Regions from separate parts of the Mus musculus genome. Here regions 2, 3 and 4 are each linked to region 1. The links are chromatin loops, found by intact Hi-C in ENCODE. Cell type or tissue: heart. All regions are shown on one strand. Each heading gives the region's core, and the rest is flanking DNA. Links, peaks and the distances in the headings are about the cores only. Region 1 overlaps Gm11351 (predicted gene 11351). Region 2 has its middle 92 kb from the start of 1700092E19Rik. Region 3 has its middle 140 kb from the start of Prl. Region 4 has its middle 200 kb from the start of Gm34122.

What was found. Peaks named below come from ENCODE experiments on the same cell type or tissue, not always from the same donor. Only the 100,000 strongest peaks of a DNase experiment are listed, where the experiment ranks them.
Region 2: a loop joins it to region 1, with 2.4 times the contacts of the local background. A loop is called at or near these places in 3 of 42 quality-filtered maps.
Region 3: a loop joins it to region 1, with 4 times the contacts of the local background. A loop is called at or near these places in 4 of 42 quality-filtered maps.
Region 4: it touches region 1 in a loop (2.3-fold over the local background); 6 of 42 quality-filtered maps call a loop at or near these places.

Annotation. Positions count from the first base shown.
Region 1 is chr13:25,928,978-25,937,053 of GRCm38, reverse strand. Gm11351 (predicted gene 11351) reads left to right here. Exons shown (of 4, transcript NR_045062.1): 2 at 6,090-6,294. Among named protein-coding and RNA genes, the nearest start is that of Gm11351, 33 kb to the left of the region's middle. In heart, for the core only: a CTCF peak has its summit at 4,062 (motif pointing left); no DNase peak of the experiment used is centred there; H3K27ac peaks cover 606 bases.
Region 2 is chr13:26,400,497-26,408,572 of GRCm38, reverse strand. No RefSeq gene overlaps it. Among named protein-coding and RNA genes, the nearest start is that of 1700092E19Rik, 92 kb to the right of the region's middle. In heart, for the core only: no CTCF peak of the experiment used is centred there; a DNase peak (open chromatin) is centred at 3,702.
Region 3 is chr13:26,916,622-26,924,697 of GRCm38, reverse strand. No RefSeq gene overlaps it. Among named protein-coding and RNA genes, the nearest start is that of Prl, 140 kb to the left of the region's middle. In heart, for the core only: a CTCF peak has its summit at 3,960; no DNase peak of the experiment used is centred there.
Region 4 is chr13:25,559,127-25,567,202 of GRCm38, reverse strand. No RefSeq gene overlaps it. Among named protein-coding and RNA genes, the nearest start is that of Gm34122, 200 kb to the right of the region's middle. In heart, for the core only: a CTCF peak has its summit at 4,342 (motif pointing left); no DNase peak of the experiment used is centred there.

The sequences.
Region 1 (8,076 bases), core at 1,790-6,789:
TCCTATGACCAGTGATAGCATAGCTGACATAGTATTGTGGTGTGGTGCATTTCTCACATCCTATAGTGATGCATGGATGAAGAGCTTACAACCTAGTCATCCATGTGAATGAGCAGCATAGAAAACTGAGTAGCAAACACTTCTCTATAATGTTAATACATTGCTGATAAATGGATTCATTATGGTTTTGGTTATTAGAGTACACACCTACTACTAATAAAATTAGTTTAGAACAAAAGCACTTGCTGTGTTTGGAGCAGGCTCCTCCAGCTAATGCTTACTGCTTGTCTGCCCTGCATCAAGAGGCTACATGGAGGAAAACACGTATATCATCTAGGTCTGTGTAAGCAGACTCCATGATGTTCAGAAAATGACAAAATCACCTGAAGATGTGTTTTGCAGAGTTTCTGTCATTTAAGTGACTTAATATTGTAAATACACATATACATGTGACTATCAGAACATACATCTATATCTTAAGATGAATGCAAATGTATCTATATTATAGATGTGTGCACACACATAATCTTAAACTGAAATATGTTAGCTGGACTGAGGAAAGTAGGATCTGATGAAATATATACATCTATTCATAAACATGTTGACTTTGTTATGTGAATGGCCCCTAACTCTAACTAGAACCTGAATTCTAGTCATGAGCACAATACAGACACACAGACATACACATACCCAGACACACACACACACACACACACACACACACACACCAGCCCCACTCTCACTCTCCAGTCCCATGTGGCTTCTGGTTTTAGTCATTTGCTCTGCTCTGCATTCCAGCTTGTCTGTGATGAACCCTTCACCCTGATTGCAGATTTCTCCCAACACACCTACCCACCCATTCCTTTGCTCAGTCCTTTGTCCATTCCTGCCTGGATGCACTGCCTGTCCTGCATTCCTCACACTCATCCTTCTCTGAGAAAGTAGCCCAAGTTACTCCCACCTTCCCATGGGAACTCTCCTAACTTCAGTCTAGACTTATTTTTCTCTTTTCTCTAGAAAATTATGCCACCTTTGCATGTTACCCAAAGTCATAAACTTATGTGTTAGTAGTGAAAGGACATGAACCATGTGTAAGTAACCACACCAGACTAAACAGTTGGAACTCGGGTGCAAGGACGTCAAGAAAATTAATGAAAAAGAACAGGAATGGTCATTTGTGTAAAACCTAATCACCCTTTGTTGACTGCTCGCTAGACTGGCCCAGAGAACTTGCTGTGTACGTGGAACTCCACATGCAATGGCGTAGCTAAGGAAGCACTGATTCATTAGTGAATCTTGAATTGTAGTAACATCCGGTAAAGTACACTCTGTAGGCCCAGCTGTTATATTAATTGAAACAGATCTATCAGATGGGGAAGCTAAGTCTTTATAGGCAACTGAACCAATGCCATGGGTTACAGCCAAGGGTGGAGTACATCGTGGAGTCAGACCTAAGATTTTAGGATGCTTCCTTTCAAAAATCCAGGCCTTAACTCTAAATCATGATTGTATGACTGTCTCAGATGTAAAATATAAGGCAAAAAATAGTTTTTTAAAAAAAATAGTTACCATTCCTATTTTTATTGGAATGTGAAGAATTGATCTTTTTCTTCATTGCAAAGATATTTGCACAATGCCATTTCATCAGAGACACCCTGAGATACTGGCTGAGGGCTTTCTCAACTCCCATCAGCTTTGGTGATAACATTATGACATTTTCCCTTGACAGATGTTTCTTTGTCACAATGTCACAGAGATACCTCTTTCAAGAGTTTTTGTTTCATTCATTTGAAGAATTTCTGTGCCACTCACTAATTTCTGGTGTGATATGTGGAGACTAATTGAAGAAATTGTTGTGTCAAAATTTTAATTAAAGCCAATTAATATAGAATAGTTCATTGTGGATGCATTCAAGGCAACACAATTTTCAATAATCAATGAGCGAAAATCACAAAATCTCTAAGTGAAAACTGAAAAGTACAGGACTCTGCCTCTGGGAGCAATTATAGTAGCAGAATAATTAATTGTAGCGCTTTTGTTTTGTTATGATTTATAATGTCTGAAGCTAGGTAGTAATACAAGCCTTGAGATAGGATGGGACCATTGCAGCCTTTCCTCTTTAGACAATACTACAGGAGAATTGAGGGAGAAAGCTATTTAGAATTGCTGGTGCATGCTGAGCCTAGAAATCCATCTACTTTGTATAATACTTACTTGAATATTTACCTAAGCAAGCAGCTCACATTTTCTGGAATGTACTTCTTACTTCCTGCATTAGAGCGGCCAAATCTTCCCTATGTCCTTTCACATTGCATTACCCATTAAATACTAGAAATTGGCACCTCAATAGTATGCCCCATGATTGTTCGGTAAAACTGGTCCATATTCTCTATATGATAAAGTTATACATATCATTTCAAAGATTGTCCTTCAATTCAATATATGATATTATACCAAATCCCATGCCTTTAAGTTGTCATCTATATTGGTTCCTGTCTGCTGTAGGTAAGTATAATATCATATATTGAATTGATTTCCCATTTGTGTTCTTGAATGAATGATCTAAAAGTCTGGTCTTTGCTTCACAGTGCTACCGCTGAGTTTTCTTTTCTGAGCCCTAGAAGGTCTGGAAGCATCAATGACACAGGATAAGGCAAGTGAGGTACATTTGTTACATGGAAAGGCTAGTTGTAATGTTTCTCAGAGTAGAATGATGCAGAGGCTCGAGGAAGACAGAAGGTGGCCATAGCAACACTCCTGCCCATGCCCTCCTTCTGATCAAAGTTAATGAGTTGTAATCAAGTCAGATAAGTGAGTAGCTAACTAATTTAAAAGGAATAAAAAGAAAAAAAAAGGTTTCACAGTTCTTTCCAAGTAGGAAAATACATCTACTTAAAGCACTGCAATATGTCCAAGAAACTGTCAGCACCGATTATTAGGCCAGCTTCTCAAGACTTGACCCTTTGTCTGGGAGTCCACAGATGACCTTGAGCTCCCTGGAAAGGCAGTATCTATAAATAATGCATTAATCATTTTCACATGTGGGCCAAGTAAAAAATTCATATCTGCCCGTGGCTTTGAGTTGTTCTTTAGGATGCTGCTTAGGTTTTCTCTGTGGCAACCTTTAAGAGATGATTGCAGAATTTGCTGGAAATGGGAGCATAGTGTGGGCCTGTGCATTCCAACAGGAAGCTGGAGCTGTGCTTAGGAGTAGGGAAAGGCCGTGGCTGCAACATTCAATTTAAGAGTGACACATTTGTTTCAGTATATGCATTTTGTGTTTTTACTGCTTTGGTAACAGCATGAATTATCACCAGTAAGAGTGGAGCCTTCTTTTGCAAGTAGACCTCAGATAGGACATTCTAGAGGCCTGAGAACATTTCACGGACACAGAATCTGTCTCTTTCTAGCTCACCAATACAGATTTAAATTTTACACAAACAGTCCAAAGGGGCCTACTCATGTCAGGAGACTTTCGTTTGGTTTATAGTTCTGTTTCCAGTATCTTACTTACTGTTAATGAGCAATACTTAATGCGGCTCTGAGCATGCATCTGACTGTTGAATGTCTAGGAAATCCAGATTAATGTTGTATAAAGCACAGAGTCAATCTGCTAGCAAAGCACGGGATTTGAGAAAAAAAAAACTGGCCTGGCTGGATTCCTCCTGCCTCCTACTCCCTCCAAAATCTCCAAAATACATTTTTATCATCTCATTTAAGCTTAGACCTTGGGCCTCAACAAGCCTCTTTTGGTAATTAAACTATGCCTGAAAAAGAATAACAAACAAAGAAATGAATCAGAGACCTTCCTCTACCACCAAGAAAAACCCACCATGCCTGAAGTTTTCAATATTGTTTAAAATATTTATTTCCTGATCATTTTAATTGTATATCAGCTTTTCTGAATGAGCCTTGTACAAAATAAAGGGATTTTATTTGCATCTTTTATTCTCTATTGCTATGGACAAGAAAAGATTATGCCAGAAGAGAAAGGGGGAGGGGAAGACAAAAAGGGACTCTGAAACTGGGCTATTACTGCCATCTAGTGTGCAGACTGGCTGTCCAGAGGGGATGAGAGTGTCTTTGAGACAATACAATTCGAGTTTGCAGAGGATAGAGTCAGGGATGAGAGCACTTCCTCCAAGAAATACTCTCCAAGCTAGTGTCTTTCACCATGTAATGAACTCTTTTGCCATAGAGCTTTGAGTATATGGCTGAACAATATGAAGCACCCTATTTCTTCCAGCAAAAACTGGAAGAACCCCAGCCAGGTCTAAAGGCATGTTATTTCTGAGAATTTGTGTACTAGCTGCAGATGTTGGTAAGCAGGGGTAATGATTTATGCAGATGCCTGTAACCTTTGAATTGGGTCCAGATAGCCAAGTGTCCTCTGCCTTCTGCAAGGAAGGCCTTCTTTCCAAGAGCAGGGCAGGCAGTTTTGATGACTTCTTAGTCCTTTTCAAGTCTGTGGTTCTAAGTGATGCAAATAGTATTTGCTGCTCATGAGCCTACTTTCTCTGTTGCTGATAGAAATTCCACTAGGCTGAGACTCACTGTGTGAGAGTCTAAACATTAAACCTCTTCACAGGACCAGAGGCAGGGTGGCATCTCACAGGTGTTTCATATATTCCCTCCTTCGTGTGGTGCGATTATACAAAATCCACAGGGATTCTCTCACTTCAAAGTCCCTGCCAGTTCTGGCATGGATTCATTCTGGTACCGGCTAAAGACACTGCAGCTGAAATCAAATCAAGCTCGACTTCTTTAATTCACCTCAGAGCAATGCTATATCCACTGACTGCAATTCTCACTAACCCTAATACCTCACACCTTCCCATCCAGCAGGGGTTTGTTACCTTAAAAGCAAACAACTTCAGTGCTCTGGCTATATTCATAAACGATGGCTTCAAAACTCAAAAGGCAGAGACCTGCTGAGATAATGAAAGCTAATTTAGAGACTCATAAGCACAAAAAAAAAAATCTAAGCTCAGAGGAATTTTAAGTCATTACCTGTGTCAGCATAACCTAGAACTGCTGGCTTTTTTTTTTTTCCCTGTTTTCAATGTAGCCTGTAGCTTCAGGTATCTAGAATGAAAAATTAGCTCTGTCTGTCTCACAAAGGTACCATTATAGGACAAATGTGCCACTTACTATATCCATGGTGGAAAAGAAAGTGATGACATCACAGTAAGAAGGGCAGGAGCTCCAACATTTTAGGGAACCTGTAGATGGAAAAGTATACATGACAGCCAAGGACATGGCTTAGTGGCCAAAGTGCCTACCATAAAAAGCAGGTATGGAAAGCAGAGTTGGATCCTCAAACACACTTGAAAGGCAGGCAGGCAGGATGACACTTAGATTCCCAGCAATCTGGGGGGTTGGAGGGGAGGTGGAGTCAGAGTGCTAGAGACCATCTAGGTAACCAAGCAGCACAATCTGTAAGCTCTGGGCTCAACAAGAGACCCACTCAGTGAATGCAAAGGAGAGTGAGGAAGACGTCAGATATTAACTCTGGAGCCTCCACACAGTTGAATACACCTGTACACCTCTCTTTCTCTCTCTCTCTCTCTCTCTCTCTCTCTCTCTGTGTGTGTGTGTGTGTGTGTGTGTGTGTGTGTATGTGCGTGCGTGCACACATGCATGTGTGCATATGCACACAGAATACACATGAGAAGTCAGGAAGACAAAAAATGTTCATTATTATCTGTAGATTCCTCAGAACATTGTAGCTCTCTGTGTTTGTGAGCAAAATTCAGATGAATTTTCTACTGTTATTTCCATTCTCTGAAAAGTGAAAAAGCAAGAGGGGTTAATGTGTATTTGATAGCATGGGTGAAAACCGAGGATTGGATTTAATGGCTCTGGATCTTACTAATGAGTATGTTATAGAGATTACATTGCTTCACATTTGGTAAGAAAATGGGAGAAAAAAAAACTAATTTAACTGTAAGTCTTAGGTGCACATAAGCCAGAGACCTGCCCATTGTTTAGATTCAGGGCACTGAAACTGGAAATCTGAAGGCAAATCTATTGATTCATCATTAAGCCTGGTTCAGAGGTGAGTAACATTTTCATCTTATTTTCTGTAGGATTAATGTCTGCTTTCCTCATCAAAGACCCTAGGATGGAAAACTGACCCTCACCTCCGAGAAAAATGGTGCCCTTCCTTCTAAGCCACTAAACTCTGGAGCCCTGCCTCCCCAGTCACCTGGCCTCATTTATCCTGCTGCTCTAGATTTGTCCTTCTGTATCCCGCATGAGTAATGCAGCCATTGGAGAACACACAGCCTCCTGGTAAGGCATTCACCCAACTTCTCTAGGATTAATCGCGGGCTAAACTGCTAAATAACATACTGATATATTAACTCCATTAAAATCTAATTCAGTGGCAATAACTTCTAGAAAGCCAACAAAGGGCTTATGAAGAACAAAGTGAAAAAAATCCCCCAAAAGGTAAATCACTGCACTCACTGGAAGTAAATCAGAGTGAAAGACAAGGGTATGAATCAAAAGAGAGCATTGAGTCCCCATCCTGGCCAGCAAGTCTTGTGTTCTTCACCAGGCCTACCCTTGAATCCAGGTAGAGAGAGAATGGGATGCTGGTATAAACTTAAGGAAAGATGCTGAGGCTACGGGGCCTGTAAAGATAATTAGTCAGTAAGTATTTGCCGTGCAAGAATGACTATCTGAGTTTGACGCTGGATCACATGGTAAAAAGAAAAAAGAAAAAGAAAGAAAGAAAGGTAAAAGAAAGAGAGTGGATAAGCATGGTATTGTATACATGCAATCCAAGCACAGGGAAGCCAGAGACAGGAGAGCCTTCAGGATTATTGGCCTACCCAAAGGAATGCATTTGAGACCAGTGAGGAACCACATCTAAAATTAAGTAAATAAAAAGATGGCATCTTAGAGTTGATACACAAGACTCTCTTCAGGTCTCCACACATGCACACAAGCAAAAACAAGTCTACACACTAGACACACACAGACACACACAGACAGACAGACACACACACACACACACACACACACACACACACATTAGCTAATGGAATGTAGACAAAATAATTTTGATTTCATTTTCGATGATTTTCTGCTCAAGAGAGTGATTGTAGATATTAGCGAGTCTGTTCCTTAACCTTTTCCCATGAAGGCAGTCTTCTTAATAAAAGATAAGGGGGGAAGGGGAACTGAATGCCCACCATAGCTTTCCTCAAACTTTCAAGGAGAATGAGGCATGGAATAATAAACCGGAAAAAGCAAAGAGGTGGGAATTCATTTGAAAGACGCCAACAGAAGACAATGTAGAGAGAAGAGAATACTGACTTCTGCAGATAGCTGGAGAATAGGCAAGGCATTTCCTTCTCTCCCCAGCCTCAGAGGGGGAACATCAGTTGTCTGCTGACACCTTGACCTGTCTAATCTTTAGAGCCTTGAAACAATAAATTTTTGAGACTTGAGTCACCTAGTTCATGGCCTATTGCTGTGGCAGCCCTCATAACCATAGATTCTGGATTAACACGATAGCTCGTTTTAGTGTCTGGATACCAGCAGCCATTAGCAAACTTTGATACTAGCTAGACACACTGCTGGGCATCCCTGTAAATTCCTATTTGCCAGGTTTATATTTTAAATCTCAGTTTTACAGAAAAATAAAAACAAACCTTCAACCCAAAATCATTTTCTAAGAGAACTGGGGTGGTTTCTTTTACTCTTTGTTCCTGCTCAAGGCAAAATCTGACATTTGGAAGAATATAGAATCTAGGTAAAAACAAAGAAAAGAAAATAATAGAACAAGAAGTGGTGGCGCATGCCTTGAATTCCAGCACTTGGTAGGCAGAGGCAGGCAGATTTCTGAGTTTGAGGCCAGCCTGGTCTACAGAGTGAGTTCCAGGACAGACAGGGCTACACAGAGAAACCCTGTCTCAAAAAACGGATGATAAATAAATAAAATAAAATAAAATAAAATAAACTTTTCTTTCTTCTGAATAATTTCATGTATTTATACAATGAAATACAATCATATCTACCACATTTCCCTTCTCAAATGCCCCATGTCTCCCCATATTATACAAA
Region 2 (8,076 bases), core at 1,401-6,400, 470 kb before region 1:
AGCCAGGTATGTTCCATGAAATTTAATTCAGTTCTAAAACTCACACCCTGCATAGGAGCTTTGACATTCATGGATGCCGTCACTTCTCATCAGACCTCTCTTAAACAATGCTTCCAAAGAAAGGCATTCCAGACCTGAAAAGACCTTTCTCCCAGCTCCACCCTGTATGCTGCTTGGCTGTGTACAATATCATTTTGACACTGGGCCCAGGGAAGGCCAGGTTTGTAGGGAATGTCCCCAAAGTTCCTGAAGTCGCTGTTTAAACAGACTGCATTTAAAGTATGGTTAAAGAGACCCTAGGAAATATAAGATCTACTGACATTCTGCTCTAGGGGGAAAATATGCCATCCCCATTCCCTTCTCTCTTACTGAATCCATGGAAAAAAATTCCATTCGACAAGTTGCTGAGTTGAAGGTCAAATTGAAATTCTTTCCCCACCTCTCTTCATTTTTTTTTCCAAGCCAAACATTTCTCTGGCTCTCATACAAAAGCATTGCTGTTTATCCTCACTTGCACTAGGAACTTCGCTATTTTCATCTTAAATAACCATTATTTGGGCTCAGAGCCTTTCATTCTTTGAGTGATGCTTTGCTTGGGTCTATATTCTACATTGTCTCATTTTATTCCATCTTAATTTAAAGAAGGACAAAACACGGGCCTCTTTGCTTACCCACAAACTCCATGTGTAAGGTCTTTCCAGCTGCTGACTCAATTTCTACTTTTGATTGGTAGACCAAGTGTTATAAGTATCGCCTGCAAAGATTTTCAGGTACTTTATTTTCCATTTTTTAGTTTAATATGTCCTGACTAGGTCTTTGTACAAATCAGTACTTATAAAATGTCATCTGTGGGTCCTTGATTCTACAAACTCTAATATCTATTAAACAAACAAACAAAGAAAAATCTACATAGTTTTCAGAAAAAAATAAAGAGAGAGACATTTAGTGAACTTTGAATGCCTAGGCAAGAATGTCTTAGACATTACCAAAAAAGATAGTTCATGATAAAAAAGATGATATTTTAGATTTAATCAAACTCAAATGTTAAAAAAACACTGGTAAAGAAAAGAAAATATGGAGGACATAATTGTAAGGCATGTCTGATAACTCAGGTATGTGGAATAACAAAAAGTTCACATCTGAATACTCAAATGTGCATGCAATTAAAATGAACAGAAATATCAAATAGACATTCTTTTATATCTGATCAGAGAAACAGTAGATTGGGGGGGTATGGAAATTAACATCAAATATTTTACCACCTCTTAGAAGGGGGTAAATTAAAGTGGAATTAAAGAATGTACTGTAATACATGTGCATTATCAGAATGGCAAGTGTTTAATGGCTTTGGGAGAAAGTATTCACCCCTTTTTTCAGGAAGCTCAGCATACAGTAACCATACAGCTTGACAGTTCTAGAAACTTACACAAGTGAAATAAAATACAAAACACTAACACACACACACACACACACACACACACACACACACACACCTTTTGCTCATTACAAATATTTAGATGAATAGTTTTGTGGATTAATTTGTAATTTTTCAAAACTGGAACCAATCTTGCACAAAGGGATGGATGAAGAGTTTGTGGTCTATTTACACAATGGAATATGATTCTTGTGCCAATAAATTTCTAATGCTCTACATTAAATAAAGGGTCAGATTTAAGCAAGGTCAGACTTGACAGTTTCATCTATTAAAGAAAACACATCTGTGCATTGGTTGGAGGAAGACGTGGACAAGATTTTGGATTTTGATAAAAAATTATATGCCATGTTTCAGGTGGTCAATACACAACACTGTGTATGTGAGTTTGTGGACATGTGCATGCAAAAATATGTAAAAGCATAAGAAACTTCACACCAAAACAAGTAAATTTCATAATATGTAAATTATACCTTTGCTTTTAAATTATGGGGAGGATAACCACAGACATTTACATCATAAATATTTGCTAAAACCAATCATTGTTTAGAAATCATCAGTAGTCATCTGTCCATCTGTCCGACTACTTATCTATTAACTAATTTGTTTATTTGTTGATTTTCTTCCTCTCTTTCTCCCTTTCTTCCTCTACTATTTTTCTATCCAAGGTCCTATATATTCAATGTTCACTGTGATCCTGTAACCGAGGATGAGTGACTTTAAATTTCTGATCTTCCAGCTTCAACTTCCCTAGTGCAGGGGTTACAGATGTGTGCTTTAACTCTTGGTTTATATGATGAGGAGGAGTGAATCCAGATGGATTCAGTCATGAATAGAGAAGTTGGTATAGACGGGCAAAACTTTACCAGCTGAGCTACATCCTGTCCTTATAGTTGTGCTTGTTTCTTCTTTTATTCATCATAGTCAGAAATCACTCACATAGAAGCTAGAGTCATCCCATCCAAACAAAATGTCAAATCATTTGCTTCTCTGCTCAATACTTTTTAGTAGTTTTCCATCACTCTTCAAATAAAGTCCCTAAGCTAACCAAGGTCAAAACCACACCCCATAGGGCCTGTTGTTCCCTGACCTCAACTGTTGCCACTGTCCCCTTCCTTCTTTGGCTCTAGCTGTAGTGGCCTCCACTTTTCTTTTCAGAGGAAACAATGCCTACCCTCCCCCAGGAACTTTGTACTTGCTAACTCACTGGCATGTAGCAGAATTGTCCCACTGCTTTGCAAGATTTATGACCTGTCTCATTTTTCTTGTTTTGTCCAGCTTTTAGAACCTGAATGAGATCTTCCCTGGCTACCACATTAACAACAACTGCCTGCTTTCATAGCTAATAAACTCTCCAGTGCTCTGCTCTTTATAATCAGGTTAAGTTCATGAGATGTTTTTCACAGCAACTATCATCTTATGGTTGTATGGTTGTGGGTCTTTCATGAGACTGGGGGCTTTTTTTGCTTTCCTGACATATATAGAGTTAGAATACAGTGTCTAGCACATACTACATTTGATAATCCACAGTCACTGCATTCGGCATTCACATATATACATAAATGTCCAAACCCATAGCCATGCACACATACACACAGGCACAAAACACACGCACATCTATATCTATATCTATATCTATATCTATATCTATATCTATATCTATATCTATATCTATATCTATATCTATCTACATCTACATCTACATCTACATCTACATCTACATCTACATCTACATCTACATCTACATCTACATCTATATATCTATCTATATGCATACAGGCACAGACAGAGCACAGACATGCATTTATACACATTTGCATCCCCCCACATAGACACTCATACATACATAAACATACATACAGACATATACACACATATAAACACATAAATCTGTAACACTGCCTTCTTGTTACTTACTCTAATGCTCATCTGATTTCTTTACACAGCTATAATTAAATTAACAGTAGACTTAGCCATGTTAAATTGTGAAATCATCAATGTCTGATCTATTTCTACTAAAAAGTCCAAAGTTGAATTAGTTCAAATAATTGTATTTTATAAAAGCAGAATATACAAGTACACAGATGTATCAATGTTAAGAGATAAAAAAACCATTGTGTAAATATTATTAACTATAAATAAAGCCAAGCAGGGGACATGGCAGGTTATGCCTTCCTGTGAAACTTTGGGAGCTAGTGGACAGTAACAGGATATGTGTTTCCTGAGAGATAAGGACCTAAGGAACCCCATCTGGAAGCTTGTCAGTTCAACACACGGACCACAGCACTGAAGATTGAGCCCCATTTGCCAAAGTCCATGCTGTCTTTTGAAGTCTTACTTAGGTAAGATCTACGCAGGCTGCAAAAGAAGCCCAAACAGAGACATGTGTAAAAGCCAAAGCTGCATTCCCTAACATTTATACTCTCTATTAACCCAGAGGCATGAGAGATTTATCTTTCCTCCTCCTTCTCTCCAGCATATCCACTATTATTAAGTGGAAGAAATATCAACAACTAATGACCTCTATGTATTCCTAACAACTGAAACATCCAATCCCATGGCATGTGACATATGCTGCTTAATTACAGAAGTTATAAGCTATACAAGTCTTACCTTATACTCTAGCTTCCATGAGGTGGGTTGTACTTTAACACTGCAGGTGGAGAGCACAGCATTTTCGTGAACATAAGTGAGGAATTAATAAAATTTCATATTGCATTCCTTATCAAGAGTTTTGGGAATATCCCTGCAAAACTAATGGATTTCTTAAGAGTCTCAGGAATGATAAAGTTCTCATAAAGGTTTACAAGTCAGACAGCATAATTTCAAATAATTCTAATTGATCCATTTGGTGTAAATAATTGTTCTTGAATATTTAAATACTTTTGGCTTTATTTGAATAATATTGCTGGAATATTATCACAAGTGAGTCCTATGCAATAAAATTATAGTAGTACAAATAGAACTTTCTTTTTTCTAAGGTATCACAATGTCCATGTGTCTGAAAAGACATGGGAAATAATAGCACTTTTCTATGAACAACAATATGCTGTCCTGTGTAGAAAATGTAACATCCCTTAAAACTGCAAGTTCAAAAATATTTGATTCTATTTGCAAATATATGTGCTTGGAAGTACTAGATGTTTCCCTTCTGTTACTCTCAGCTGCATTCCTCCTTATCCCACCCACCCTGGTTTTTGTTTTTTGCTTTATTTTGTTTTTGTTTTTCTTACTCGCTTCCTTTCTTCATTCTCCTTCCTCTGCCTCATGAATTCTGGGTTTGCAGGCATATACTATCAAGAATTGTCCAAGAGTTTATAATTTTAATTCATGAATTATCAAATTTATTTTGCTAATGTTTTCAAAATGCATTCTCTTATGAATAAATATATCAAAAATAGGACAGTTCATTCAAATAAATATTAAATAGCTAAACAATAAAGGTCTGTGGTAGATTATCCATAAATATATCACATATAATGACCCTTTCCATTTTGGGGTTTGGATTCAGTCTTAGCTGATGTGAAGATACTGTCTCATAATCTGTTGACCTAATTATTTTACACTTCCTCAAACATTTGAATTTTGTAGGTGTTATGCCTTAATTTTACTGTCAACTCAATTGAATTATGAATTGCATAGAGCTTTAATGATGAGCACTTTTTGCATATGTGTAGGGTGTTTCCAAGTCTAGTCAAGTTGATAATGAAGGTACCTACCACAGATTCCTATGCCAAGTTTCTGAGGATTTGTATCTTGGAATCTCTGTTTTTACCACGTAGTTCATTTGCAGGTGGATATGTATTGGGTAGCTACTGCCAAGATACAGCTTAAGGAATTCCCAGAGTCAATACACCTGCACACCTCTATAACCTCTATTTCCTGAATGCTAGCGCCTCAGCATCACCCTGGAAACACCCAAACTCCTCTTTCTAGAAGTTCTTCTGGAGATTCCAATGATTTTGCAGGATGAAGACTACTAAATTAAGCACCAAGTGTCTTTGATACCAGTTTTGCAGTATTAGCAACATTGTGAGGAATGAGAAGTGAGCAGTTATTAAACAATATTCTAAATTGGTAATACATTGAGCGATGTCTAATCTTGATAATAACCATTTAAAGAGATACCATGAATGAAATGCCATACTTAGAGCTAATATTATTAAAATGAGATCAACAGAAGTTAAGCCCAGAGGTGTGAAGAAATCAGACAGGGAGATCTGAATATCAAATGTCGCACTGCCTAACTTGAGTAACCTCCAGTCAGGTGATTCAGGTATCTCATCAATAAGGTGGACATTGTGATGCCATCTCACTTAATTGTGATAATCACATTAAGTAACTGGGCACACTGACTAAGTATTGGCCTCATGGCTAGTATTAGTCTGACTTATTCCAGTATCACCCTTATCCAGCACCATCCTTAGTAAGACTAACATGCAACTTCTTGCCACATCATTACTCTGGTGATTGTTTAAATTAATGTTTATGACAAGCACCATACTGTTGAGTCAAAAAGAATGGTAGTCAGAGAGAAAGATGATCATGCATCAGACAGCAATATCCATACACATGGAGCAGTGTACATATGCCTTTTAAAAATTAAATTAGATCCATTCCTATCATTGTAGAAGAGTTCATGTAAAAAGGCATCCAGACATTAAAGAACCACATCCAATATCACTTACAAATCAACCTCTTATGCTTGTTTACTATATATGTCTTACAGTGAAGTGAAGACAGGTAAGAATATAGAGCTGTGGGTATATGCAAACACACATGCACACACACATGCACACACATACTCACACATACTTGTATATACAAATACACACATGCATATACACATACACTTTATATGTGTAATCTTTATTGATGTTTACAGAAACTGGGTTAATTAGAATATCATGAGCATTCCTCTCCTGCTCCTCTGAGATTCAGCCTATGCACCTACAAGGGAAAAAGAAATCAAGCAATACTCTAGGTTTGAGAAATACCATGATGTCACTGTTGTTTTTTGGAGTAGCAAACAAAAGCTGGGTCTAGAATACTCTAACTCTGAACCAGACAACTTTCCAGTACTGGATGACAGACAATGTCAGGGACTTTCCATTGCATCGCAGGGACACTCATTCTGAACACAGGAATTCCCAATGAGACCTGTGTCACCTCATTTAACCCACTCTTTTGAATCGAATGTACTAGTAAGGGAAAAAGATGAAGAAAGAAATGAGAGTGTTTAAGGCTCTTGTCTGGTAGGCATTTCCTTCTCTGGGTTCTAATGTTGAGAAAGAAGAACATTCCTTAATAGATCCCTAGGTTTTAGGAATTCTACAGAAAGGCAGTATATTTGTCAAAAGATCTGCTCTGCCTCTTGACTTTGTCACTTAATTCTTTCAATTCTTTAGTATTTTTATATCTCTAGTGTAAAATATTTCTGTTCTCAAAACTTTTCTGTGAGATTTGACTTCAGAGGCAAGGGCAAGGTTAAAAGCTGAGGCTGGCACAAGCAATTGGCTGTCCCACATGGCTATCTGCTTTCAGAACTCTGAGGCTATATGTGTGTGAAAGCAGGAACTTCCTACTGAAGTCAGTCAGAGAACTGATAAATAAACACAGACAGCAATATCCATACACAAGGAGCCTTAATAAATTGTCAATTCATATTTCATCCCTCTGAATTTACTAAACTTTTTGGTTCTTCGTTTTTATTATATACCTGAAGTAGACTAAATCCTAAGAAATTTTATCTTAATATCAAATATTTATTTTTCAATGATCTTTGATGGATAATATTTATCATTAAATATAGAATGCCACTCAGAATCATTGAAAAACATTTGAATAGGTCTTTGTAAGACTAATAGAATTCCCCACCTAAATTATTCAATCAGGATTTCAGCACAGAATGAATTATACTAATCCATTAAAAAATTCTACTTTAAAATCTTCTACTCACTTTGCCTTGAGAAATTGATGAGAATATATGATATCAGAACAGACTTGTAAAAGTTGTGCAGACAAATAAAGAAGCTTTTCAGATGTCAGGTGTTAGGATGGAGTTGGTGTTACCTTAAGAGTCTAGCATGACAGATTCCATATAGGAATGTGAGGTTTTGGATTGAACTTTCAGTGTAATAAAGTTTCCAGTTTTAGTAAATATAACTTACTCCCAGAACCCTGTTAGGTGTTTTTATGACACAGATAAAGAATGTACTTTGTTCCCTTTTTGGAACATTTTACTTACTAATTTGTAGATCCTCATGGGGTATTGAGGGAAGGTCAAGTTGATTGTGAGACATTTGAAACTAAGAATGTGTACTACTCCTTAGAGATAGAATATGCATTATTAATCATAAAACTCAGTTTTCTGGCTGTGAGATGGCTCAGTGGGTAAAATTTCTGGCTTTGTATGTGCAAAGGCCTGAAATTAGATCTCCAAAGCCTGTATAAAGGTAGGTAAGGCAGCACATGCCTGTAATCCCAGCATGTCTGTGATGAGATGAGAGAGAAGGCACAGCAATCAATCAATCAGTCAATCAATCGATCAATAAATGTAAGCATTCAGGCATTGTAGTTAGCTAGCTTGGGCTCACTTAGGTGAGTATGTCTCAGAGAATATTAAGAAAACACTAATGCATGTT
Region 3 (8,076 bases), core at 1,521-6,520, 990 kb before region 1:
CGTGAATCTCCCAGGGAAGGGAGCATAGAAGAGCCTTATGTGTGGACTGAGGGCAGGTGGTAACAGGAGTGAAAGGGATCAGATGGAGGAGGCCGGGATGGAGGGAGTAAGTTCAGGGAAGGATGGCTACAATTGGGTGTTATTTCATTTGCAGTGTGGAAACCTAGTAAACTGGAAACTTCCTTGTATTGTAAGGGTGATCCTAGTGAGGACTCCTAGTTGTGGAGGATATAAAGTCTAAACTGGTCATCTCTTATAGCCAGGCAAGGCTCTGATTGGTAGGACTTGGTTGCATTTGGTTTAGTTTTTGTCTGAAAGGGTCAGGGAGATCTCTAAACAGCCCTCTCTAGTGCTATGAAAAGGAATTGGTCACTGAAACTGATCGCTGGACCCCATTGCTGCGAACAACATCCAAAATGTTCACTGAATATAAAAAGATTCAGCTTATGCATCCATAAAGTCTTCACCTCATTATCTATTCTCTTTGGTGTGGTAAGGTACTATACAGGCTGCAGAAAAAGAAATGTTGACAACACAGCCAGAAAACTTTTAACCTATAATCCTGCCTGCAAGATGTGCTATAATGGTGGCACAGACCTTATAGGTGTAGCCATCCAGTGTCTGGTTTAATTTGAGGCTCATACTATGAGTCAGACACTACTTGCATAACCAGGAAATAAAGACTGAATAGACCAGAGACACAGACTTTATCCAAACACACATGGCCTAAAACCAAACAAAAACAAAAACAAATAAACAAAAAGTCAATGAAATGATTCCCAATGTTATTCAAGTACACTCATAGACCAGTTCCTAGTCCAGTCATCAAAAAGGCCTCCCCTGGCAGCAAATGAAAACAGATGCAGAAATCTACAGGCAGACATTATTCAGAGAAAAAAAATATACAATGGAAATCTTCATAAGATTTCCCCCTTACAGCCCCTGCTAGGACTCCAGGAATCTTGTGGAAGTTGAGCCAGAAAGTAAGCGGAGTCAGGGGGGATGGAGGGATACCATGAGAACATGGTCCACTCAATCAACTAAGGAGGGCTCATAGAGTCTGAATTGCAAGCACCAGTCTAGGAAAAGTCTACACCATGTCCTCTTCTTTGTATTTCTAAAGTTTCTAGATGTGAATTCAATGAATATTTCTGGGGCATAATCTACCTTGTGATGGAGCAAAAGGGAAACCAAACTGTTTCTATGTGTTCTTACTCAGCTCCCTTATTGCTTAAACAGAATGTGGGAATGGCATAGTTGGTAGCAAGCATAAGCAAGAAGACTTCTGAAGGAATAGCCTGAAGCAAACACATTCATAATTGAGGTTTTTCCCTTCCTTCCAATGTGAACTTACAGTCTTTACTCAATTAAAGGTCCAGTTAACAATAAAAGACTACCCTGTTACAATTCTTGAATGCATATAACTGTGTACTTATGGAGGCTAATCAGTGCATACCAGTCATGCAAACATACATATTACAACTTGGGTCCTCTTCATAGCCCTTCAGTAAAGTCAGTGGGGAGTTCTGTGTAAATAGGCAGTAAGGAACTGGGTTCATTTTGATAGCTTCTTTGCCTTCACTCACTTGCCTATGGGTTTTAATCCCCCTCCCCCTGACTTGAGAGTCATTGGATTAGTGCCTGCTTGTGCTTTTTCAAGCTTGTGCTTATGTTCATTACTCTTCTTTGGCATATCTTGGTGATTTTCAAGAGTTCATACTGGTAATTCTTCCCATTTCCAGAAACTCTTGTGAGCTAATAAATGATGCATATCAGGGTCATATTCCAGGGCCTAACAGATATTCCCAAATCAGTAATATGTAGAATATGAGAGAGCAGTGAGAGTGAAGAAGAGATAGAGATTATGATATTATCTTGTGATAAAAATTCACTTTCAATTCTAGTCAATCCAAAATCTGATGGATTATGTTTTCATATGCTGCATGGAAGACATAGTTTTATTATAGCTTTCCTAATGTTTAAGATTTTGGTTTAATATTCCATTCTCTGTGTTTGGAGTTTTTTTGTTTGTTTGCTTGCTTGATTTCCTCGAGTTTTTGTTTGGCTTGGAGTAGATGAAACTCAGAGCCCAAATACTCAGTTAAATTGTATTTGAAAGTAGAAACATTTTAGTGAATGCTGAGGAAGAAGAAACTGTGTTTAAGCTGCAGTTGAATTCTTCCTTTTCTCTTTGCCTTCAGAATTAAGAGAAAAACTTAGGAAAAAGTGAAACATTATAGGTTTTGCCTTCTTAAAATTAAAGTGCTTTAACAACTGACTGAACAATTCAGATTAAACCAACATTCCTGTGAAGCTTGGTAAAAGACTCCCCTGTCTTCGGGCCAGCATGTCACTTCACTCAACACCACTCATATCCAGCTGGCCAACAGGAGGATGTCACACTTGATGTTGATAACCACCAGCCCTGGGCCAGCCAGCATCATTAGCCACAAAACTATAACTTCAAGGGAATTGGATAAAGTATGACTCCTTCTTATCTTCTCCACTCATTTTAGAGTCAACCCACTTCTGGAATAGTCCAAGGCACTTCCGAAAAACTCTCGTCAGAAGCTTTTGTTTAAGACTTGAGGGAAATTCAGTAGATATCCCTATCAATCCCTTACAATAGTTTACTTTCTTGCTCTATCGTAACTTCACATCCTATAGAAAACTCTAGCTAGCTAAGACACAGATAGAAATGGCGAGGATAGTTTCATTGTCAACCAAGATTGGAGTTCATGGGAAACCTTTTAGATAGACATTGGAAACTGGCTGGCATTTTAAAATTCCTTTCTGCTTATGGATTTCATTTCTGTCTTATCATAAGCCTTGGTAATTACATTTTGTACATCCCTTGAGGCTGTGAGACTGACAAGACTGTTTAAAAGGGGCAATGGGAAACTCCCAACCATCCTTGAGCCGCTTCCTTGGCTGAATGCATTAAGACAGCATCTCTCCTCACTGTAGTAATCTCATTTCAGTAACATTGAGCAGCATGGCAACAAATGCTTTTATCTCTTCTTTTTTAGTTTAGAGATTTCCTTTGTAGCGAACATTTTCTGTAGATATCACATATATTTTTCTTAATGTATCCTTTCCAGGAAAAAAAATCAAGAAAAATGAGTAAATGGATACGTTTTCCACCCATTTGGCATTTTAAATTTCAATGAAGAAAATAAATACACTTTCAAAGCTTTCCTTGGTTCAGAACATTTATTTGTATTCCCTGAGCCTACTGTCTTTCTACTGTCCTTCCCTCTTTGTACTTGTGTGAAAGCGTATGTATATTTGTGTGTCTTCATAAGTCACTTATCCAAGTTTATTTTTAAAAATAGGATCTTTATGCTGAACCGGAAGCTTACTAGTTAGCTAGAGTGAATGGTAAGTAAGCCCCAACAAGCTTCCTAGATTTGTCTCCATAGCTCTGGGATTACAGGCACAAACAAGGCCAACTGACTTTAAAAGGGTTATATGATTTTCCTTCTCTTCCCATCAGAATCCATCCATTGATCCCCAATTTTAGCAATGTAAAAGGGGTCTTTTTACTAATAAAAGTATGAAGCAGGAAGAGATGTCTTCATCAATAAATACTTGCCATGGAAATATGATGATGGCCTGAATTTAGTCTTGGTGATTTATTAATAGCCAGTATTTAATGGACCACTGATGCTGTAATAAACTATGCTGACAAAGAACAAGTTAAGAGAGAAAGTTGATTTTGGCAAACTATTGCAGAATGGATACAGCCCATTACAGCAGGAAGACATGACAAACAGAGGCATGAGGTCCTTCTCACAGTCAGGAAGTTGACTGATCACATTTCCTTCACACACAGAAAACACAAAGAGGACAGGATGTGAAGTTGTGCTGTAAAACCTCAGAGTCTATCCTCAAGGACATGAGTCTTCCCACAAACTTCTACCTCACAAAAGTTCAACAACCTTGCCAACAGTGCCCCTAACTGGGAACCAAGTGCTCAAATGCAGCCTGTGGGGAACATTTGTCATTCAAACAAAAATGGGCTCTACAGTTGAAGTTGGCTGTGTTTGTTTATGTAAGATTTTTTTTGTTCATTTGTTTGTTTGTTTGCAATTAATGGAACTTGGAGAGAAAGGTCTGATCTTTTACTTGGGGGAGGGGAGGGGAGGGACACTTTCTGTGTAGAATGCCTATCTTATTCCAATGTTTTGATTAGGTGAAGAGTACACTCAGTTCAAGGAGAATATGCTGCCTAAAAATAACAGTAACAATGGTGTGTATTAGTCTCAACTCAAAGGAAAATAGGGATAATTGATCCCTTAATTCCTTTGCTCTACGTGGAATCTGGTATTTTGATATGTTATAGTGGATTAAAATAGATAAAATACTAGTTGGTATATTTAAGTGCTTGAAATACACCAACTCTTTTTTTTTTTAATAGCATTTTGGCAACATCTTTATTTTTTTGTATATTTGATTTACAAGCTGATGGTTTCATTTTTTAGGCATTTTTTTTAACTTTTGAATACTGGTTGTTTATGTTCTTCCCCCCCTCTTGACATATTTTAGAAAAGGTCAGAATTTTAGTGGTGTTTTGATCAAATACAGTCAATTCTATTACTGTTATAATATATGGTTGTTTCATACAATACGGTGCTGTTCCATTTCTTTTTTTTTTTGGTATTTATTTCATTTACATTTCCAATGCTATTCCAGAAAGTCCCCCACACGCTCCCCCACCCACTCCCCTACCCACCCACTCCCACTTCTTGGCCCTGGCGTTCCCCTGTACTGAGGCATATAAAGTTTGCACGACCAATGGGCCTCTCTTTTCACTGATGGCCGGCTAGTCCATCTTCTGATTTATATGCAGCTAGAGACATGAGATCCGGGGGAGGGCGGGGGGCATTGGTTAGTTCATATTGTTCCACCTATAGGGTTGCAGATCCTTTCAGCTTCTTGGGTACTTTCTCTAGCTCCTCCATTGGGGGCCCTGTGATCCATCCAATAGCTGACTGTGAGCATCCACTTCTGTGTTTGCAGGCCCCGGCATAGTCTCACAAGAGACAGCAATTCTTAAAGCAAACGATGGTATTTGTAGTTGAGAAAATAGAAATTGTAAAAAAATAAAATAAAATAACACAATTTGGCAATATGGCACCATTCAATGAAATTTTTTGGGAGAGACAAGTTAACCAGTTAATCACTCAATGATGAATCTGACCTAAGCAGTATAATTTCAGAGATCAAGTTTTTAAATATGAACTTTAGGGGCTAGGTCAGTTAGCATGATGGAGGCATGATGGTGGCACTTTACTGCAACTTTCAGATTTTAGAAGTCCGTGCAAGAAGATCAGAAGTTCAAGGTCATCCTCAGCTTTATAACACACACACACACACACACACACACACACACACTCACAGGCACACACACACACACACACACTCACAGGCACACACACACACACTCACACACACTCACAGGCACACACTCACACACACACTCACACACAGGCACACACTTTATGTTAGATATATCAATGTGCTCACAATTCTATTATTTATAAACCAAGTAGTCTCTTAAGATTTTTTAAGGGGAAAACTTTTTATATGGGAAAACGTTTTTATTGGATATTTTATCTATTTATATTTCATATGTTATCCCTTTTCCTGATTCCCTCCCCAGAACCCCTGTATCCCATTCCCTCTCCCTCTGCTTCTATGAGGGTGCTGTCCCTCCTACCTACCCTCTCCCACTTCACTGCCCTGGCATTCTCCTACACTCTGGAATTGAGCCTTCACAGGATCGGGAGCCTTTCTTCAAATTGATGTCTGACAAGGCCATCCTCTGCTGCATATGTGGCTGGAGCCATGGGTTCCTCTATGTGTACTCTTTGATTGGTGGCTTAGTCTCTGGGAGCTCTGAGAAGTCCATGCGTGTTCATACTGTTGTTCTTCCTACGGAGTTGCAAACCTCTTTAGCTCCTTCAGTCTTTTCTCTAATTCCTCTATTGGGGCTCCCATCCTCAGTTCAATGGTTGGCTGTGTATATCCACCTGTGTATTGCTCAGCCTCTGGCAGAGCCTCTCAGTAGACAGTTATAACAGGCTCCTGTCATTAAGCAATTCTTGACCTCTGCAATATTGTCTGGGTTTGGGGTCTGTATGTGGGATGAATCCCTGAGGTGGGGCACTCTCTGGATATTCTTTCCTTCGGTCTCTGTACCACATTTTGTCCCCATATTTCCTTTAGGCAGGAGCCATTTTGGTTTAAAAATTTGGAGATGAATGGGAACTCTACCATATTCTGAGAGTAGGGCCTCTTTGCATGACTGTGACTGATGGTGGTGATTAGGTTAATCAAGGTGAGAAGACTCGGTCACTATTAGGGGCTCCATTCTCTGGGAGCTGAGCATGGGCATCCATTGTTCTGTCTGTATGACTTGATTGCAAAGTGACTCTCTCACTCAAGCCTTTGCTGTTCTGACTTCTATATTATGAATCTTGAATGGAGAGGCAAAACAGTTCTTGGCTCCCCTAAGGTGATTTGTTAGGGTATTTTATCAAATCTGCCAGAAAAAGTAATGAAGACAAAAGCAATGTACATTATTTCAATTTGTCTTAAATTCTCTTTGTAGTTTCTTTCCAGAATAGTAGGAGTGAAGAGTGGATAATCAAAATATGTTATAGCTACACATTATTCACTGGTAAAAATGATTAAAATACTGATACGTTTTATAGGGATAAACCTTGAATATATCAGCAAAGGCTACGTATTGCAAAAGTCTATATAAAATACTTAAATGTACAGAAATAGAAAATAGATTATCAGTTGGCAAAGGTTATAGACAGAGCTAATGGTAATTAACTGCTAATAATTAATGTTTTGGGTTTGGGGGGGTTGTTTGTTTATTTTTTGTCAAGGGTGGATGGGACTTGTGGGATTGCTTGTTGTAAAGTTTCTACCCTAGCTCTTCCCTGAGAACAAGTTTGGGTGTCAACATGAACAGAAGGGCACATCATGTCTCTTTGGCCTCATGTATTAGAAGTCCTGGGAGAAACAAGCTTTCACAACTTACAACAAATTTTCCTATAAATAATCATTCCCAAGTCATTGTTGAGCAAGTCTTAACCACATGTTATTCATCTTTTATATAGCTCTTTAAAGTTTGGGCATTAAAACTGTAGTACCAGGATCATACAACTACCTCTTGGAATCACATTGCAGAAACACAGTCCTAACTTCACTCAGACCTAATGACTCTAAATTTTAGAGTCAGTGTTCAATCCAGGAGCAGGCTCCTCTTCTACTTGGTACAACGTAAGAATATTTTACAGAATAGAAGACATAATCCAAAGACCCAAACTCTGGTACTGCCAATGGTCAGCTATGTAAAATGGAGCAAGTCTTAAAAAAGCACATAAGTTCATTTTCCACACTAGCCATTCCACTCATTAGCAGCTTTATCAATTTGATTTTGATCCTAAACTTCACATGGGCAATATGGTGTGGTCAGTATTTTAGGGGATAAGAGCAAAGCAGTGCTTAAGGTCACAGGCTTAACAGACAAGCTCTGATGTCAATGAAGTTCCTATGAGATACAGGACGGTAGCCAGAGCTCAGGACGACTTTGCTTCCATACGATTTATTAGAACATTAACTTACATGGCACTTCACGAATCTCTGGCCTAACCAGGAGATCTGTCCACTGCAAGTCCGGGAAGGAAAAAACAGTAGGGGCGATAAAAGACTTACTACTCAGGAGACAAAGAGCAACAAAGTGAGAAAAAAGGCATATTGCCCACACCCAATCGCTCCGTGGATTCTGAGTATGCTCAGTTCCCGCTTTCTCCAGCTCAGCGGTTTACAGGTGAGTCCGAGGATGGAGTGGGGATTTTGCTATCATAACAACGAGGTTCAGGAAACATTTTCAGAGTGCACTGTGAAGAGAGCACTTCCTCTGGGTCTCACTCTGGTCACACTTCCTGACCAACATGAGTTCTGTTATAATCGTTTCTCCCTGTTGACAGAAATGTATTTGGCGACCTCAAGCAGCCTGCAGCAAGATCATGAGCCAAGACAAACGTGCCCTTTGGC
Region 4 (8,076 bases), core at 1,840-6,839, 370 kb after region 1:
ACTCATATCTAAATTTCCCCCCAGATTAGAAAGGTCTCAGTAAATATTTTGTTAATTTTAAACTATTAAATAATAAACATGTACAGGTTTACAATCACTTTTCAAAAGGGCACAAAACACTGCACACTTGGCAATTCTAACATATTCTTTCTACATGTTTGCACCAGTGACTAAATTCTGCTTCTCATAGCAATCATTTGAAGCTGAGGATTGACATTTCAAAAAAATTATAGTCGAGTGTGTAGCTTTCTGAACATGTCTGCTCTAATTTATCATCCTGTGAATATTTTCTCTCCTACTTAATACTCAAAAAACCTGAGATATCTCTCACAGCATTCCACATGTTACTTTTCTTGTCAATCCCTACTGTGTGCTGCTGAAATATCCTATTAATAAACAAAGGAATCTTCAAGGTTACAGATGATGGGCCAAACTTCCCCAATCAGCAAGTTCTTAGGCTTTTTTTCTTTCTAAAAATGCACCTGCTGTTGTGTTTGTTGTAACTTTATGAAACAGATAAGCAATAAAACTAAAATCAATGTGTTGAACTTAGGAGAACACACGAAGACTTATTTGTCTCAAGGGTTAATTTGTGCCTACCATTACATCATTTTTCATTTGGAAAATAAAACTTCATACTCTCAACAAATGCTATAGGCAGTGGGAAAGAAATCTGACATTGCTCTCTGGCCTCTGTGTATGCACACATATGTGCACACACTAAAGGAAAACTTAGTCTGCAGAAATCCCAATTGCTATTTCCATGTTTATATTTTTCTCTTTGGGAGCTATTAGGAAAACGAGTATTTTACCCTGTAGTATGACCCATGACGATCCTCAAGAATCTGTATGATTCATAGTTTAGGGGAAATAGCATCCCAAGAGTCTATAGTAAATTGTCCCAGCATCTGATAAAACGATGGATGACCAGGAGGAAGAATAGGAATGCTAAGTCCACCAGCAGGAGTAATTTAAGATACTTGATGACCTAGCTTGGGATGTCACTGTTGATCTTGTAAGTCCCAGGGCACCACGCATTTCAACTGATGTCTAATTTAATCCATGATTAGAAACACACATGCAGTGAGAAGAATGGAGAGAGAGAGAAGGAGAGAGGGAGGAGGAGTGCACATTGCTCTTGTTTGCCATATTTTTCTTTATGGACATGTAAGGGTGTATTTTTCCTTCATCTTTATCTAAAACTCAATATCTTTAGCTACATTTTTTTCATTTTAAGTTCTTCCAGTGCCGGTGAAATTGACTATTCCATCCAGTATTCTAACTTGTAATCTCTGTATGCTCTCCTAGTGTGGTGTCCTTCATGCAGTAGCAAAAGCTCCTTTCAGTTTAATACACTCTTCTAAGAGGCAAGTTTTGTGGTGGACCTAATTTGTTGGCCCTTTGTCAGTAAGTCATCTACATACAGCAACTCGGTCCCAGAAACTTCTTCCAGGAAAAGTAAAGATCAAACCAGTTTTGCTATTGTACTCTTTATTAAAAATCACCATCACCAACAAAAGATATAGTCCCTTTTAAAACTTCTCTGTGTATCCCAATCTAGGATTTCTTTCTAGACCGAAAGTGTGTTTCTTCCCCTCTCCTTTTGATACAAAGGAACACTGTCATACAGGTTTATATTGATTTATTGATTCCCTCTGCCCAGCAGTGGGGTTAGATTTCCACCCAACTCACCTAGGTTTCATCTTCCCACATGCACAAATACAGCAAAACACAGTCCATAGCAGACCACAACAGTGGATTTCCCCGGTAACAAGAGTCACATGCTGCTCTCAAATCCTGAAAATATGAGATGGGAGAGAAAAGAAATACAGCATCAGCTATGGAGTGAAAGATGTTTACTCTGTGAAAGAGATGCCATGTAAGGATGGGATGTGCCTATTGATCAATTCCCAACAAAGTACAGTATAGGGACCATGTGTTTTAGAAAAAATTAGTATTTTAGATATATTCCTATGTTTTAATATAGACTAGGAAAGAGACTCCAAAGAGGGTTCTTTTTCATTCTTATTGTTGTTACTTTTTTCTTTGTTTTATGGAAAATAGTCACGTATGCCATTTAGAATAAAAATGTATTGTATAGAGCTTTACAGTATTTTAGAGGCAGAAGGAAGCAACCAGGAACCATTTCCTAAGCAGCTCTCAGTAGATGGTCTCCTACATGACAGGCCTCTTCCAGCTGTTGAAACTGTAGCAGATGGTATAGTAGTCAAGATCTCAGAGTTCATGGAGCTACAATTCAGGGCACTTCATGCTCCAGTAGGAAGATAGGCAAAAGTGAGAGGAGGAAGGGAAGGGAGAGGGGAGGGAGAGAGCTAGCAAAAGAAAGAGGGAGAAAAAGAGGGACAATGTTAATTTTAGGTAGTGGCCTGAGCCTGGTAGACAATAACCTTTACTGCTATGTTGAAGGATGCTGAAACATAGTCACATGACAGTGGCAATACTGTAAGCCTACACCCAAAGGAAATGGATTATCCAGAAATTAACTCCCAGAAACAACTATGCAAATTAGGTAGCCTAGAGGGTGTAGAACAACATGGTCACTGACTATGCTCCTTCAGTTATGGTCTCCTGACTTTGCATAGTTACTCACACACTACTGTTCACAGTGAAGCCAGGAGTGTGAAAACAGTGTCTTATCTATTTCAGTCTGCTATTGAAACATGTCTTGAAAAAAGTCCAAAGAGAGGGCTGTCTTTCCACTCTTCAGCAATGCTGTCCTGTTTGAAGAGAGATGCCCCATGTATACAGAAGAGGGAGTTTGAGTCCTGAATCCCATTACCAGGTATAACAAGATGAAAGCCAGTGCTGAACAGGACCCCCACTTACCCCAAACCCCAGGGACAGTGCTCTAAACTGATCCATTGAAGTCACATTAGAATAGTGCCTGCCTGGTTCTACCACCTAACTGGCCTTCAACCTTAGGCAGCAGAATGAGGGGAAAGACTGTCTTACTGGGTACAAAACATAAAAATGAACACAAGACTGCATCATGCATTCAGTACTATGAGAACTCCACACTAGGAAATAGCCAAAGGGCATTGACTATTACCACACAGAGGGAGCCTCCATACCTACGTAAACATCACACAGGTACCTATTTACAATGGGAGAAACTGTATTGCCAGTCTGTGACATAGAATATGGTAGAGTAAGGTCTGGGATACTTTACACAAAGGCTGAAAGATTAGTATGTAAGAGAAGTAAGTTGACAGTGAAGAAGGTTAAGAAATACCCTGTGAGTATCAGAATGTAAAGTGTGGCTGATTATCATACCAACACCCACACTCCAGAGTAGACACTTAAGGTGTTACTTGCTCCTGGATTCTGCCACAGCTCTGCATCTCTGCTCCATTCCTCATTTAGAGCAAAAAAGAACCTGGTACCTGTAGTGGATGGATTCCCCCACCTTTATCCAAACCAGTAACCCTCGGAATGGAGATGGAGGAACAATCCTCACATTCCATAGCTATGCATAGCTGTGGGACTCAGGTGTGATAGGGCCTTTGCAATGCTCAGTAGCCAAAAAGAGAAAAAAAGGCTCTTGACCAATTCCCCAACTGTACTTAGCAAAGATAACCCCAGGCCAGTGCACAAAGGCAGAGACTTTAGTCTTTCCTATTCCAGGCAAAGAACTGTGTCCCAGCGAGACAATCTCATGTTTAGGCCCATGGTGTACACCTAGTGCCCCTCGACGATCATGTAGTTCCTTGCTGGTATGAGACTCAGACACAATCCAGTTTAATGCCCACCCCGCCGATGGGTGACGACCACAGCATTACCCAGCACACCATGAAGCAGGTCTCCATTCACTGGTAGGACGTAGCAGGGTGCTGAGCCTTAGAACACAATGCTGGAGTGGTAAATTCTAGCACTGGGCGGATCACAGAAGTCTCCATTCCCAACCAATATCCTCCCACAAAGCCTCTAGAGTAGCATCGGCATTAGTGGGAGATACATGTGGTCTTAGTCCATTTGACTTTTGTTAGCCTGTTGTTGACTGCAGTTGTCCCTGGCCATGAAACCACCTTAGCAACAGGAAGCTCACAGCAATGTGATCCTTGCTCTGTCCTCAGAGCTTGTCTCAGAGAGCAATGGGCTCAATGTGTGATGTAGTATTGGTGAACAGAGGAATAACATAGGAAGCTGCAGATGGTCCCTCATTCATGAGCCAGTTGGAAACACACGGCTGACTATATGGGCTTGTTACTACAGATGAACCTCTGGGAGAGGAAGGCACTACCCTTTTATGCTATTTCCCCAACTCTTGTTGAACAAGAGCAACTTCGGGTTTATGAGAAACCTAGACTTTGATTGCCCTCTAGTGGTGAAACAGTGGCAGCACACCAAGAGTAGACAATGACCTTGGACTTGGGCACCACTCTGCTGAAACAATGAAAAGTGCCCCTGAGTTTCTAGAAAGGGGGAGAGAGGAATAGGGGAAAGAGCCTGCTTAGAATTTCTGGGAAGATGAGCACAAACAAAATCAAATTATGAAATCTAAAATTACATGTAGATACCTCCAATGCCCAGGCAATGCTGTACAGTCAAGAGATTTCACGAAAGTGTGACCTCATTGGAAAGTCAAAATAAGTTACCAGAAGCCGCAAAGTCACCACCAATGTGAGTTAACACTTGAATTGAGACTTTAAATGCTGCTGTAAAGAGGACTCGGTGAACTTGAAGAAAATAACTCAGAAACTGAACAGAGGGATCAAAGACATCTAAATAAATAAATTTTAAAAACAGATCTTTAAGCTAAAAAAAAAATGAGAAGGCACTAGCACAATAGATGAAACAGGATGGGAAAAGTCGAGGACTAAATGGTGTGCTGTTCGAAGATGCATGGTGGGGTTGCAGAACAAAAATGGATGAAGAAACCCTACAGGATCATCAGTGCAGCATGAGAAGAGCAGACACTGGGCACTGGCCCTCAACAGGGACAGCAAGGAGAAAGCTAACAGAATCTTCCCAAACTCAGAGATGAATACAAACACTCATGTGTGGGATGATTAAAAGTTACAAATCATATTCCGCTCAGCTGAGTCTGCTCCAAGACATAATCAATCTTTCAAAGTTAAATGGCAAAGAGAAGAGTCTCAAGGATACAGAAGAGGAGAAATAACATATGGAGGAGGCTCAATTCCACTGACAATGTCCTTCTGAGCAGGAAACATCGGGGCTTGGAGAGAGAGGCATGTGATTTTTATAGCACTAAAAAGAACAAACTATCAATTAAGAATGGTGCATCCAGAAAAGCTATTCTTTAAAAATATAGGACAGGTAAAGACATGGCCAAACAAGAGTTGGGAGAATATAAGCCTGTTATATAAGAAACACTATATAATAACTGTTATATAAGAAACACTATATAATAACTGTTATATAAGAAACACTATATAATAACTGTTATATAAGAAACACTATATAATAACTGTTATATAAGAAGCACTATATAATAACTGTTATATAAGAAACACTATATAATAACTGTTATATAAGAAACACTATATAATAACTGTTATATAAGAAACACTATATAATAACTGTTATATAAGAAACACTATATAATAACTGTTATATAAGAAACACTATATAATAACTGTTATATAAGAAACACTATATAATAACTGTTATATAAGAAGCACTATATAATAACTGTTATATAAGTGCTGGAAGGAATTTTACACCTGAAGAATCCATTAATGAACAACAAACAAACAAACAAACAAAACATTTGGAAATATAAAACTGTTAGGCAAGAGTAATTATATAAGAAAGTTGAGAATGTCCTATCATATCTTTAGAATGGAGAGTAAACAACAAAGACATCAATAACTGTTTAAATTATATTAATACGTTAAGATGTTGTTGCCACAGAAAAAATACAAAATAGAACAAAGAAACCATTGCTTGCTTACTTGCTCCTAATAATTGTAGTAGGTTGCTATTGTTTAAAAAGATATCCTGTTACCCACGTGTCATGATAAGCCTAATGCAGCAGTGGTAGTTTGCTATTAGACTATCTTCTAGTAATGTCAGAAGCTATACCCATAAAGTTTCACCAAGATGAATCCTTAAACATGAACCTAAACATGAGCCAAGCATGGAAAACAACAATAGACACAAAAAAGTTCACAGAGAAAAGACCACAAGGCCTCAACTCTACAAAAAGAACTGTAGGCAACCAAGAGAAATGGAGAATAGGAAAATCTTTTTTTTCTAATGGAAAAGCACACCAATTGTTTATCCGATATCAAATGTTCCATGCTGAAAATATATATGCAAGTAACATTACAAAGACTGAACAGGTTATATATAATCATAACCCTCAAAACAAAAGATAAATCTAAAATAAATAAATACAGTCAGTTAAAAATGCATGGTGCAGCATACTTTAATCCCAGCACTATGGAGGCAGACACATGCTAGCCAAGGCTACATAGTGAGACACTGTTTGAAGAGAACACAGTGCTTTTAAAGCCTGTTATGTGAGCCTCATTGATAACCAGAAATTAACAATTAATGATAGACAAATCTAAAAAATAATCAAGGACTTGGAATAGAGAACTGGATGCCAGGTTTAAAGCTCAGTGGTAAAGCAATGGACTGTAAAATTTACTGCTACAGGAAGTATGCATGAGGAATGATAAGGGCAGTGTGACAGAGAAAACACACCATGAGAAGACTGGAAAACAATGGACAAGATGGCTGTGGTATGATTGGAACCCTCAGAGTTAGTGGCTCGAATTATCCTATGAAAAACATTAGAGTGGATGAATGAGTGGGAAATCAAAACCAAGACCCGTCTGTTGTCTGTAAGAAACTCATTTGCAAGGACACTCATGAATGAAGGTGAAGGCTGGGGTCAAACATTTTATAAAAATGGAGTCCAGAAGAAAGCACACTAGATGATTTTACCTCTCATAAATTTAGCTTATGATCAAATACAGGACAAAGAGGCAGAGAAAATAATTCAATATAACAATAGAAAGATCATCTGACCAAAAACAAATTGAAGTTCTAATTGCATGTGATTATGGAGGATCTAAGTATGTCAGGCAAATATTAATAAACATGAAGGGAAAGGCAAATCAGTTGGTACAACAGCACCATGTGGCTTTAATCCCACTTTCAGCAAGGGACCTATCATGCAAAGAGAAAGATCATTAAAGAACTTGTAGAGATCAAAGTGCACCCTCCATCAAGGAACCTAACAGACAGCTCTAGAATAGTCTGTGTTGTAGCTACAGAACATGGCTTCTCATCAGCACATGGAGCATGCTACAGAATAAATTATATGGTCAATGACAAGAAAAGCTCAAAGATCCATAAACTGGAAATCAAATTATTATATCTGCTGGTAGCTAAGCACTAAAACTACAAATCTGTAGTGAAAAGAGGGGGGAAAAACTACTGAAAGTAAAAAAGAGCACAGGACTCAAGCAAACTGTTGGACCAACAGTGGATCAAGGGAAAAGGAAGGAGATTAAAAGATCATTCCAGGCAAATGAACATGGATGCACAGTCTACCAGACCTGTTGCAGGAAGCTGCAAAAGTGGCCCACAAGGGACGATGTATATACTCAGCAGTGCCTGAAAAGATATCTGAATGATCTCACAGACAACCTACCACAAAGACAAGCTGAAACCAAAGAGAACAGCAGGCATAACAACCAGAGCAGAAGTTAATGGAATCCAGATGCAAAAGCAGTTCTAAAGATCGATGAGATGAAGAGCTGATTGTTTAAAAATAATCACATTGATAACCGATAAACCCTTAATTAAGAGAGGTAAAAAGAAATAGAAAAAGACTTGCATGGAGTCAGAGGTAAAAGGAGAGACCATAAAATGCCACAGAAATGAAAAGGACTCTAGAGATAGCTGCCAATAACTGGATGCCAACAAGCTTCATAGCTTGAAAAACTGGAAAAAATTCCTGGATGCAGACACCTTCCAAGATCAGTCATCAAGAAACAACAAACTTCATAGACTCATAGTAAACAAGATTGAATGGATAACCAAAAATGGCTCTCATCAAAAAAACAATGCAGAGCC